4 separate regions of the Homo sapiens genome follow, and regions 2, 3 and 4 are each linked to region 1. The links are chromatin contacts, found by Hi-C or POLR2A ChIA-PET in ENCODE. All regions are on one chromosome and are shown on one strand. Each heading gives the region's core, a stretch centred on a gene start or an enhancer-like site at or near the end of the contact. The rest is flanking DNA. Distances are from core to core; before and after follow the strand shown.

What was found. A loop is a pair of places that touch in the nucleus more often than their neighbours do. ChIA-PET counts read pairs that join two places held with the same protein, here RNA polymerase II (POLR2A). Pooled maps may share reads with other maps.
Region 2: a loop to region 1 is called in a pooled map, with 7 times the contacts of the local background. The contact joins the promoter of CORO1A here to the promoter of ZNF764 in region 1. A Hi-C loop is called at or near these places in 6 of 50 pooled maps. POLR2A ChIA-PET finds 5 or more read pairs at or near these places in 3 of 52 experiments (activated CD4-positive, alpha-beta T cell, activated T-cell and activated naive CD4-positive, alpha-beta T cell).
Region 3: a pooled map shows a loop between it and region 1 (6-fold over the local background). The contact joins the promoter of ALDOA here to the promoter of ZNF764 in region 1. A Hi-C loop is called at or near these places in 9 of 50 pooled maps. POLR2A ChIA-PET finds 5 or more read pairs at or near these places in 8 of 52 experiments (CD4-positive, alpha-beta T cell, HEK293T, MCF 10A and 5 more).
Region 4: a loop to region 1 is called in a pooled map, with 13 times the contacts of the local background. The contact joins the enhancer-like site here to the promoter of ZNF764 in region 1. A Hi-C loop is called at or near these places in 7 of 50 pooled maps. POLR2A ChIA-PET finds 5 or more read pairs at or near these places in 2 of 52 experiments (OCI-LY7 and activated T-cell).

What each region holds. Positions count from the first base shown.
Region 1 is chr16:30,556,985-30,559,684 of GRCh38, forward strand. It overlaps ZNF764 (zinc finger protein 764), which reads right to left and starts at 1,390. Exons shown (of 3, transcript NM_001172679.2): 1 at 1,003-1,390; 2 at 749-862. The coding sequence starts at 1,198. RefSeq lists enhancers at 278-839, 1,380-1,519.
Region 2 is chr16:30,182,208-30,184,907 of GRCh38, forward strand. CORO1A (coronin 1A) reads left to right here and starts at 1,395. Exons shown (of 11, transcript NM_007074.4): 1 at 1,395-1,518. CORO1A-AS1 (CORO1A antisense RNA 1) reads right to left here and starts at 2,581. Exons shown (of 2, transcript NR_186359.1): 1 at 2,297-2,581; 2 at 1,186-1,564. RefSeq lists enhancers at 148-257, 1,676-2,216, 2,217-2,700 and silencers at 978-1,087, 1,228-1,687, 1,718-1,827.
Region 3 is chr16:30,064,395-30,067,094 of GRCh38, forward strand. ALDOA (aldolase, fructose-bisphosphate A) reads left to right here and starts at 1,366. Exons shown (of 10, transcript NM_001243177.4): 1 at 1,366-1,533; 2 at 2,491-2,644. The coding sequence starts at 2,504. LOC112694756 (uncharaterized LOC112694756) reads left to right here. Exons shown (of 14, transcript NM_001365304.2): 6 at 30-111. RefSeq lists an enhancer at 417-1,197 and silencers at 1,194-1,463, 1,504-1,683.
Region 4 is chr16:30,812,981-30,815,680 of GRCh38, forward strand. The region is part of intron 1 of LOC124903679 (a long non-coding RNA gene); the gene reads left to right. Among named protein-coding and RNA genes, the nearest start is that of ZNF629, 27 kb to the left of the region's middle. RefSeq lists enhancers at 164-719, 720-1,274, 1,145-1,294 and a silencer at 1,315-1,644. Within about 2 kb of position 1,436, at least 30 of the 41 ENCODE cell types and tissues checked have a DNase peak (open chromatin) inside an H3K27ac peak, as active enhancers do.

The DNA.
Region 1 (2,700 bases), core at 140-2,639:
ACAAAATTAGCCGGGCGTGGTGGCGGGCGCCTGTAGTCCCAGCTACTGGGGAGGCTGAGGCGGGAGAATGGCGTCAACCAGGGAGGCGGAGCTTGCACTGAGCCGAGATGGCGCCACTGCACTCCAGCCTGCGCGACAGAGGAAGACTCTGTCTCAAAAAAAAAAAAAAAAATTAAGCAGGCTTGGTGGCGGGCGCCTGTAATCCCAGCTACTTGGGAGGTTGATACAGGAGAATTACTTGAACCTGGGAGTGGGAGGTTGCAGTGAACTGAGATGGCACCACTGCACTCCAGCCTGGGCAACGGAGTAAAACTCTGTCTAAAAAAAAAAATTACCCAGGCTTCGTGGCGAGCACCTGTACAGTCTTAGCTACTCTGGAGGCCCAGGTGGAAGGACTGCTTAAGCCCGGGAGTTCCAGGCTACAGTGAGCTATGATGCCGCCACTGCACTCAGCCTAGACAACAAAGCGAGACCCTGTCTCTAAAACAAAAACACCAAAAAAAGCCCCCAGAGTGTAGTGACCACGCAGAGGTGAGGACTCAGAGGCGGGTATGGCAGGGCCAGAGCCCCCATCACAGCTCCTTTCTAGGCTGCATCTGGGAGCCACGCAGGGGCTCAGCCTCGTCGTCGCAGTTGAGAAGGCAGTTCAGAGAGGAAACTGCTAAGCAGGTAGCTGGAGGTGGCAGAGGGTACCGGGATGGGACAGGAACAGAGAAGTCCCCATGGGACTGAGCACCCGATACTCCACCTGGGTCCGTTTGTGTCTGACATTTCGCCACCTCCGGATCCTGGGCAGCCGGACCCCACAGTTCGGCCTCCTCCTCCACCCAGGAGATGAGAGCTGGCTTGTTGCCTCCGATTCCTAGGGAAGAAGAACGCAAACCCCACGCTGCGGGGAGGCCACCTGCCCGGCCCCGGGGCCCCCAACTTCACGCGCAGCTCCCAGAGGCGCGGCAGGGCCTGTGGGGGCGCAGGGCTCAGGCGAGCAGGTGGGGCTCTCACCGAGAGCGCTCAGGTGGCCGTAGGTCTCCCGCATCACGTCCCGGTACAGGGCCCTCTGCGCTGGCCGCAAGCAGCCCCACTCCTCCCGGCAGAAGTACACGGCCACGTCCGCGAAGCTCACAGCCCCCGGCTCCCTCCACTCGGGTCCGGCCCCGTTTGGGTCCCGGGGAGGGAGCGGGGCCAGAGGCGGCGCCATGGTAACTGTCAACCCCGACGACGGATCGGCTGCCTCCCCTGGCCTGGCCTGGGCCTGCGGAACCTCCTGCGCCCGAGAAAGCCTCCCCGGCCCGGGCCCAAGGGAAGGAGGGAGGTTACTAGGGCCCCCGAGGGCGCACTAGAGGGCGTGGAAACTAACGGTGCCGATGGCAGCGGGTGTATAATCAGAAATGGAATATGCCCTCATAAAAAATGGCGGCGGCGCGGGTACTCGACCTTTGCCCCTACGCAGTCGTGCCCAAGACAACGCCCCCGGTATCTCCAGTCCGCGTTCTCTCCGTACCCTCATCCAAAATGGCCGCGGTGACTAATACAGAGGCCGGCCTTGAAAACTAGCCGCGCATGTTTAGTCCCCGGCCCGGCGAGGCGGTGCAGCAGAGAGCTCCGCCCCGGCCCGGCGAGGCGGTGCAGCAGAGAGCTCCGCCCCGGTTTGCACGAACAAAAGAGCGCCTCGCGGGAGTGAGCTGGCCTCCCGGCCTTACTGAACTCAGGCATTAGTTTTCGTTTGTGGACCGTTTTATAATCGGGCTCCAGCTCATCACTCTCTCGTTTTGTCCTTGTTATCTCAGAAACAGGGCAACAGCAGTCTCTTCCCAATGTTGAGTGTAAAAAAACCAATGGAGTGGGCGTGGCGCAGTGGCTCACGCTTGTAATCAGCAGTTTGGGAGGCCGAGGCCAGCGGAACAACTGAGGTCAGAAGTTCGAGACCAGCCTCACCAACATGGTGAAACCCCGTCTCCACTAAAAACACACAAAAAAACAGCCAGGTGTGGTGGCGTGCACCTGTAATCCCAGCTACTGGGGAGGCTGAGGCAGGAGTATCGCTTGAACGCGCGAGGCGGAGTTTGCAGTGAGCCGAGATTGCCTCACCGCACTCCAGCCTGGGCGACAGAGCGAAACTCTGTCTCAAAAATAAAAAAGAAAGAAAGAAAGAAAAAGGAGTGGATACAGGAGAACCTCCTCCATCGTAGGCTTGTTGGGGCCTGAAATTCTGGAAGTTTCTAGATGGCGGAGGCAGTGGGGAGAGTAGGGTAAGGTTGAGAAAGTCAGAGGGTCCTCTCTTCTAGGAGCTTCTCCCATGTGCTGCTCAGGACGCCTCCCAATTGCCAGTCTCCCTGTAGCTGCAGCCGGGCTCTCACCTCCCCTCACATCCTGCCCCTGGACAGATGGCCCAAGGCTCCTCTACTCAAATCCAACTCATCCCTTTCTTGCCCCAATCTGCTTCCCCTAGGGTCTTTATCTAGTAAATGTCACCAACTCTCCCCCAGACCTCTCTCTCACTTTCTGATGGTCTATTCTGTGCTCCACGTGACTTCATACATGTCCTGTTGTAGCAGGACAAGCCACAGACAAAACCCCTCAGACACCGAGTTGAAGGAAGGGTTTTATTCGGCTGGGAGCATCGGCAAGACTCACATCTCAAAAACCGACTCCCCGAGTGAGCAATCCCTGTCCCTTTTAAGGGCTCACAACTCTAAGGGG
Region 2 (2,700 bases), core at 145-2,644, 370 kb before region 1:
ACCCCTCTAGCCTTGCCTGTTGGCTCTTCCTAATCCTTTCAGGCCCAGCCCAGATACTTTTTAAACAAGAATGATGAGAGCTAACTTTTTTTAAAATGAGACGGTCTTGCTCTTTCACCCAGAGAAGACTGGGTGATAACAGTGGCTCAATCTTGGCTCACTGCAGCCTCTGCCTCCAGGGTTCAAGCTATTCTCATGCCTTAGCCTCCTCAGTAGCTGGGATTACAGGGGTGCATCACTACACCACGCTAATTTTTGTATTTTTAGTAGAGATGCGGTTTTACCATGTTGGCCAGGCTGGTCTCGAACTCCTGACCTCAGGTGATCCGCCAGCCTTGGCCTCCCAAAGTGCTGGGATTACAGGCGTGAGTCACTACGCATGGCTGAGAGCTAACGTTTATTAAGCACCCGCCACTTTCTAGATGAGGTCCTTACTGACTTCCTTGGGTTATTTTAGGTAATCATCCCCATACCTCTTACGTGGCAGGTATGACTGTTACAGAGGGAGAAACCGAGGCTGAGAAAGGCTAAGTAGCGGCCACACCTCACTCAGCAGGTGACAGGCTGCGGTCGCACTCATGACATAGTCTGACTCTAGAGCAGGCCTTTCCTGCCCGCTGTTGCTGCCTCCAGAAGCCTCTCTGAATCCAAGGGTGGGAACTATTCCTCCTTGCCCTCGAGCCTTCGCCAAAGCCAGGGCTTGGAGCGGCCGTGGGCTCCTCCTCCTTCCCCCAGGCTGGGCTCTTCAGGGGCGGAAACCTGCCTGGCTTGCCTGCCTTGCTCGACCCTGTAGCCCCTGGCACGAAGTAGGTGCCCGTGATGCCGGATTATTTCAGCAGGAGGGCAGGGGTGTTCCCGATGAAGCCAGGAGATCCAGGGAGGAGAAGCGACTCCCGGGGCCACCCATGCTTAGATCTCAGAGCCAGGCAAGAGCCAGGTCCCGGGGGTCCAGGAGCGCGCTCGGGGCTCCTCCTCGCCCGCGCCCCCCGCGCCCCTCGCGCCCCCCGCGCCCCCCGCGCCCCCTGCGCTCGCGTCTGCGGGGCCGGGAGGAAGGGGCGGCGCAGCCGGGCCGGGGCGGGCACCGAGGCCTGGCGGGCGGGCCTGGGGCGCTTTCGTGCCTGCCAGGGAAAGGCTGGCGAGGAGGCTGGGGGCGGACGCAGGGAGGAAAGAAGCAATGGGGTGCTCTTGCGTTTTGACATTTTAAAAAGAAGTTTAGATTCGCTTCCCGGAGCCGGGATGGCAGCCTGCGCTATGGTTGGGGACCAACGTGGTGCACGGGCAGGGGCCGGGGAGAGAGGCGGCCGCAGCGGGAGCCCGGGAGCGCAGGGCGGGCCTGGAAGAGCTCCGCCCCAAGGGGCGCGGCCACCCCGGAGGCGGGCGCACGGCTGCTTCTCATTCATTGTCTTGACAAGAGCATCTTCAGCGGGCGAGTCCCCGGCTCCTCCAGCTCCTTCCTCCTCTTCCTCCTCCTCCTCCACCTCCGGCTTTTGGGGGATCACTGTCCTCTCTCGGCAGCAGGTGAGGCTGGGCCTGGGAGGCGCGGGTGGGCCGGGGCGAGGGCCACCTGTGGGGCGGCGCGCGCGTGGGAGCCGCGGGCTGCGGGGGCGCGCGGCTGTCACCGCGACCCAGCCAGCGCCGGGGCCAGGTAGCGGGCGCAGCAGCCCGTGGGGGGACGCTGCTTGGAGTGGGGGCCGCCGGGGCCCCAGAGCGCTCTGCGGAGGCGAGGGCTAGGGACCACCGCGGCCAAGATGGAGGTGGGTGGCCGGGGGTCAGCACAGTGTCGAGGGCCCGACTCCCCACGGAATTGAGTCTCGGGGAGGGTGGGGACGAGGGCAGGGTGGGGTGAGCGGGGCAGCTGCCCTGGGCTTGGAGACAGGAAGGGGTTGAGAGCAAAACAAGAAAAGACCAAGTTCCCCTTTCCGTGGTTTCCGGGCCTGGTACCTGTGGTGGGGGAGGAGGCAGGGTGGGGCGATGGCTTCCTGTCCCCCACCTCTGGTCCGGGGCTCCCCTCTCTCCAGATACAGGCTGCTCCTCAAGACTGGGGCTCTTCACATACGCTCCTCACCGCTCTTTGGGCAGGCCGACCTAGCAGCCTCTTCGGGAGTCCTGGGGTGGCCGGGGGTGCTGGAGCCCCCAGTGAGTAGGCGAGGCTGAGGCTAGGGGCAGAGGCTCTGGGCATGGCACCCTCCAAGCGGCAGCACAGGCCCCTTCCCTGAGCAGGAAGGTGATGCGGTGGCACAAGGTCGCCCCTGGAGTTCCTTGCTCCCCACCCAGACACTGGGGGAAACCATCCTACCTGGACCTCAGAGCAGTCGGAGTGGCCTCTCCCTTCCTGTGTGCAGTTTACATGGGGGTGGAGATGGCTCTTAAGGGCACCTGCTTTTCTGAGCGGAGGCGAGAGGCAGAGGTATGGGGAGGAGGAGATACCTGGACCTGAGCCAGAGACCTGCTGGGGAAGCTATCCTGCCGCCTCACTCCCCTCAGGCAGCCCCCACGCCACTTCCTCCTGTGTCCAGCCCCATGCCAGCAGGCGAGGGAGGCCAGCTCCTGTCCCTGCCTTTAGGAAGCGCTGTGTGGGTGTGAGGGAGGTGGGCTCTGGACACGGTAACTAAGAGAGAACCCACCCTCGGAGCCATCTGGGCTGATGACGCCTGAGTCTGAACCATTAGGAAGGACGGGCTCTGCATCCATCAGCCAGTC
Region 3 (2,700 bases), core at 116-2,615, 490 kb before region 1:
GAGTCCCCTCACCCCTTTCCTTCCCACAGGTCCCTGGCCAAAGATTTATTTCTCTTGACAACCAAGGGCCTCCGTCTGGATTTCCAAGGAAGAATTTCCTCTGAAGCACCGGTGAGTGGGCAGGGGCTCCCTCCCCATCAATAGGGCCGACCCAAGTCTTCCTCCCCCTTCCCCCATGCCGGGCCCCACGATAGTGTGAATGTCAGGGGCTTCAGGTTTCCCTAAATATAGGTCCCTGCCAGAGGATCCGTGGCGGGAAAAGGGCAGGGGTCATTAGAGAAGATCGGGGACACATGTGGGGCGGGCAGGAGCTGCCTTATAACCAGCCCGGGAACCCCTAGCTCACTCGCTGCTGACCAGGCTCTGCCGGCTCCTTCGGCCTCGCCGCAGGTGGGCCCCTTGCAGGACCGGGCCGGGGTGGGGATGGGGTTGGGGTTGGGCCAACAGGGTCCAGATGGGGTCCAGGTGAGGAGGGGAGATTTGGACGATAGGAGCAGGGGGCTCAGCATCTGGGAGGCAGATCAGTTCGGGGACGGATTTTCTTTTGGAGAAGGAAGTCAGGCTCAAGGAAGACGTTTGGCAGGAACTGTGACCCCGCATGCCAGAGGCCGAGCAGCGGCCGGTGCATAGCCGCGCATTCTGGTTTTCTGTGGCGCAGAGGACTACCAGCCTGGCTGCGGCGGCCCGGCGGAGAGCGCGCACGCATGCGCGACCCAGCCCGGCCTGCCAGCCTGGAACTCGGATGGGGAGGTCTCGCCTCCGCGCGCCGCTAGTTCCGCCGCCTTCTCGCGCTCCCTGCGTGTCCTCTCGATGCCCTTTCCTCCGCCTCCCTTACGCCTGGGCCAGTGACAGGGTGTCGGCTCCGCGCCGATTCAGCCCGCGGGCGAGGCAGGCTAACGCACGACTGCGCGATGTGGCCCCTATGGTGACACGCGCTGCAGCCGCGAAGACCGGAAGCTGGGGCGGCCCCGGGCCGCGCGCGCTGGGCCTGGGAGGCGAAACTCAGCTTCCTTCGTTTCCGACTTTTCCATCCGCGTCCTCCACTTCCCCGTTCCGCCCTCCCCCATTGCCAACATTCTGGCTGAGTCACGGCGCCCCAGAGCGCGCCAGGCTGGGGGAAAGGAGCAGAAGGGAGGGCCCTAGCGACCCGCGGGATGTGGTCCGAGTCACGTCCGAGGGGGGTGGGGAGGGATCGTGTTCTCGGCGCCCGCCCCTTCCTAGCGCGGCCTCTGGGCTGCGCCTCTCGGGGGCGGCCCGTAGCCCAGTCCGTCGCCTGCCATTGGACGCCGCCCGCTCCTCGTAAAGGAAAAAGCTCGGCGGAGGGCGGAGTGGTGCCTTTAAAAGGCCGGGCGCCGCCTTCCGCCTGCCCGCCTCCTGCGCCGCCCCTTCCGAGGCTAAATCGGCTGCGTTCCTCTCGGAACGCGCCGCAGAAGGGGTCCTGGTGACGAGTCCCGCGTTCTCTCCTTGAATCCACTCGCCAGCCCGCCGCCCTCTGCCGCCGCACCCTGCACACCCGCCCCTCTCCTGTGCCAGGTGAGCGCCCCTCTTCACGTGCGGGGACCAGGGACCGTGGAGAGGGATCTTGGGGGCAGTGGCGGGTTGGGCGTCCGCGTGGAGGCCTCCCCCATCCCATGCCAGCGTCTCCCCACTACCAGGCACACACAGGCTCCCCGGCCCCTCCAGCCTGAGGTCCTCTAACTGCGCAATGCAGCGGCTGCGCGCGCTGAGTCATGGCGGGGGAGGAAGCCGGACGAGATGAAGGACCATTCTCCCCCTTTTCTTGCAGGGACCCCTGTGGCAAAGGATTAGGGCCCCTTAGCCCTGGCGGGGATCCTAAGAGGCAGTGAGGGGTGGGGGCCGGCCCATGTACAGCCCCAGGGTTCTCGCAAGTGGGAGCTTGGTTTCTGTCCTGGGAAACGGGGCGCCCTTCGCGAGGAGGGAAACCCCTCCGCGGTGCTTGATGCCCCCTTAACACTTTCCCTGTCTCTCCTTATCGGGCGACCTTGATTCTGAGCCCGGAACAGCTGCAGCCATGCGAAGCGACGGGAGCATTTTTCAGGGGAAGGCGCTTGCTCCTCCACGTTCTTGCCCCGTAGGAACAGTGACGATGGCAAAGCTTACCGCTTTCCTCGCCTCGGGCTAGGGCTTGTTCCGCCGCCCTTTCCTGGGCTTCTCCTTGCTCTCTTATATTTTTCCTAATGCCCCTTTCCTACCACCCGCCCCCTCCCTTGTGGGGAAAAGCCTGACCTTGGGATGTCCTTGAAGCCTTGGAGCCCGGGCCAGCCCTGGGATCTTGAGGGGATTGGAAGGAACACCCCAGTGGCAGTCAGAAGAGCTGGGTTCTAATCTCAGATCTGGCTCCGGGGTTGCTGTGTGGCTTGAAGCACAGACCTTTCCCATATCTGGGCCCTTTCCCACGAGGGTGTTGGGCCCTCTGCTTGATTCACGATCTTTACATTCTAAAATACTCCGGTTCGGTTTTGTTTTCAGGCAAGGTGACCCCATGGCAAGGCGCAAGCCAGAAGGGTCCAGCTTCAACATGACCCACCTGTCCATGGCTATGGCCTTTTCCTTTCCCCCAGTTGCCAGTGGGCAACTCCACCCTCAGCTGGGCAACACCCAGCACCAGACAGAGTTAGGAAAGGTACAGGGGCAGGCCTAGCAAAGGGAAGTTGGGCGTAAGAGAGAGCTGGGGACCAG
Region 4 (2,700 bases), core at 186-2,685, 260 kb after region 1:
GGCAGGATAGAAATCCTAAGTACACCAAAGTGGGAAGTGCTACAAATTAAATTGTTTGCTTTTATTCCTGTGGATAATTTTCTTTCTCTGTTTTAACATATTTATGCCTTCTATTTCCTAACACTTTGTAAAGGAACTGATTATGAAATCAGAAAACCTGGGTTTTTCCTCCTAATGTGACTTAGCTGCTGTCAAAGTTTCCTCATCTGCAAAATGAGGGGGTTAGAGTACAATGGACATTCCATTATCCTCTCCAGCATCATCCCCTTAGTGCAGGCAGGCACTCTTTCAGGGATCTGTTGACAGTCCCTATTTTATTTTTAGGTGCCAACCCAGCCTTTCCCCTCCTTTTCTAGAATTTTTGTGTACAGAAAGTGAAGGTGGGGCTGGGCACCATAGTGAGACCCCGTCTCTCCAAAAAAAAAAGCCGGGCATTGTGGTGTGTGCCTGTGGTTCCAGCTACTTGGGAGGCTGAGGCGGGAGGATTGCTTGAGCCCAGGAGTTGGAGGCTGCAGCCAACTAGGATTGTGCCACTGCACTCCAGCCTGGGCGACAGAGTGAGACCCTGTATTAAAAAAAAAAGAAAAGAGGGCCAGGCACAGTGGCTCATGCCTGTAATCCCAGCACTTTGGGAGGCCGAGGTGGGTGGATACCTGAAGTCAGGAGTTCAAGACCAGCCTGACCAACGCGGTGAAACACCGTCTCTACTAAAAATACAAAAATTAGCTGGATGTGGTGGTGCATGCCTATAATTCCAGCTACTCAGGAGGCTGAGGCAGGAGAATCGCTTGAACCCATGAGGTGGAGGTTGCAGTGAGCTGAGATCGCACCACTGCAATCCACCCTGGGCGACAGAGCGAGACTCAGTCTCAAAAAAAAAGAAAAGAAGGTGAAGGTGGCTAAATAGCATAACATGTCAGAGATTTACGTGTCAGAGATTTAACATGTCAGAGATTTCCACATGTTATCAAGTCTGTTTCATGGCTAAGAACTGGAAGGGACCTTTGAGGACATCTAACCCTCATAGGACTTAACAATAGGATGAGGAAACAAGCTCAGAAATAGGCTATAACTTGCCCAAGGCCACTCAGAGAGGGAATGCCAGAGCCAGGGCCAGCTCTCAACTTCAGGCCAGAGAAGCCCAGGGTCTTCCATGAGAAATAGGGCCTGTCAGACTGGACAGGCTCCTTGGAGGTGGTCCAGTGAGTCCAATCCCTTTTTTTGCTGCGGCTTAGACGAGGGGCCGCTGAGGATTCTCCGAATTCGCTGGATCTGGACCCAGACTTCCGGGTCCACAGTGCAGCCTGAATGATCAACAGGGGAACGTGCGTTCGCCAGGGTCCCCGGGGGCAGAGGCACCTCTCCCTGGGCGGGGCCGGGGAGATTACGCAACACGGGTCTTAGTTGTCTGGGCCGCTGGGGTCGCCTCCACGGGCAGGAGCCACGGCCAGGACGTGCAGGCCGCCCCCTGCTGGTCCGTTTCGGAACCGGGCGGGTGGCCGCGGCGCTGCCCGGGTTGGGGGCATGGCTTTACAACGGTGAGCCAATCCCAGGCCGCACCGTGGATGGGGCGGGCGTTCACTTCTCCTCCCAGTCCTTTGGTTCTCTCCGCGGCGGAAGCTGTGCGGCGACCTAGCAACCGTCCTTGCCGACCCTCCCGCCGGTGACGTGGCTGCGACCCACCCTTCTTGCCATAGCCCTTTGGAAAGCGAAGGTCCCTTCAGGGCCAAAAGGACAGGGAGGTTTTTTCCTTCCTTCCTTCCCTCCCTCCTTCCCTCCTTCCCTTTCTTTCTTTCCTTTCTTTTTCTTTCTTTTCACAGAGTCTGACTTAATCACCCACGCTGCAGTGTAGTATGATCTGCTCACTGAAGCCTCTGCCTCCCGGGTTCAAGCGATTCTCCCAACTCAGCCTCCCAAGTAGCTGTACAGGTGTGCACCGCCACACCCAGCTAAATTTTGCATTTGTAGTAGATATGGGGTTTCATCATGCTGGCCAAGATGGTCTAAAGTGATCCGCCCGCCTCGGCCTCCCAAAGTGCTGGGATTACCGGCGGGAGCCACCGCTCCCGTCCAGGACAGGGATTTTGGTTGGTTGGTTGGATGGAGCCTTACAGTTTGGATGTGGTGAGCATGAAATGCATACGTTCAAGAAGCTGAGCCGACAAAGGGCTTACTCTAGGTGGACTGAAAATTCGATGTTTCCAATTCAAAACATCTGCTCTCCGAGGTGTGGGTGAAGGTATGGGGGGTCCAAAAATGTCCGAGTCCCACCACCTGATGTTGTTAGTTACACTTCTTTTTTTGTTTTGAGATGGAATTTTGCTCTTGTTGCCCAGGCTGGAGTGCAGTGGCGCGATTTCAACTCACCACAACCTCCGCCTCCTGGGTTCAAGCGATTCTTCTGCCTCAGCCTCCCGAGTAGCTGGGATTACAGGCATGTGCCATCACACCAGCTAATTTTTGTATTTTTAGTAGAGACGGGGTTTCTCCATGTTGGTCAGTCTGGTCTCGAACTCTTGACCTCAGGTGATCCGCCCGCCTTGGCCTCCCAAAGTGCTGGGATTACAGGTGTGAGCCACCACACCTGGCCTAATTTTTGTGTTTTTAGTAGAGATAGGTTTTCGCCATGTTGGCCAGGCTGGTCTCAAACTCACCTCAGGTGATCCGCCTGCCTCGGCCTCTCAAAGTGCTGGGATTACA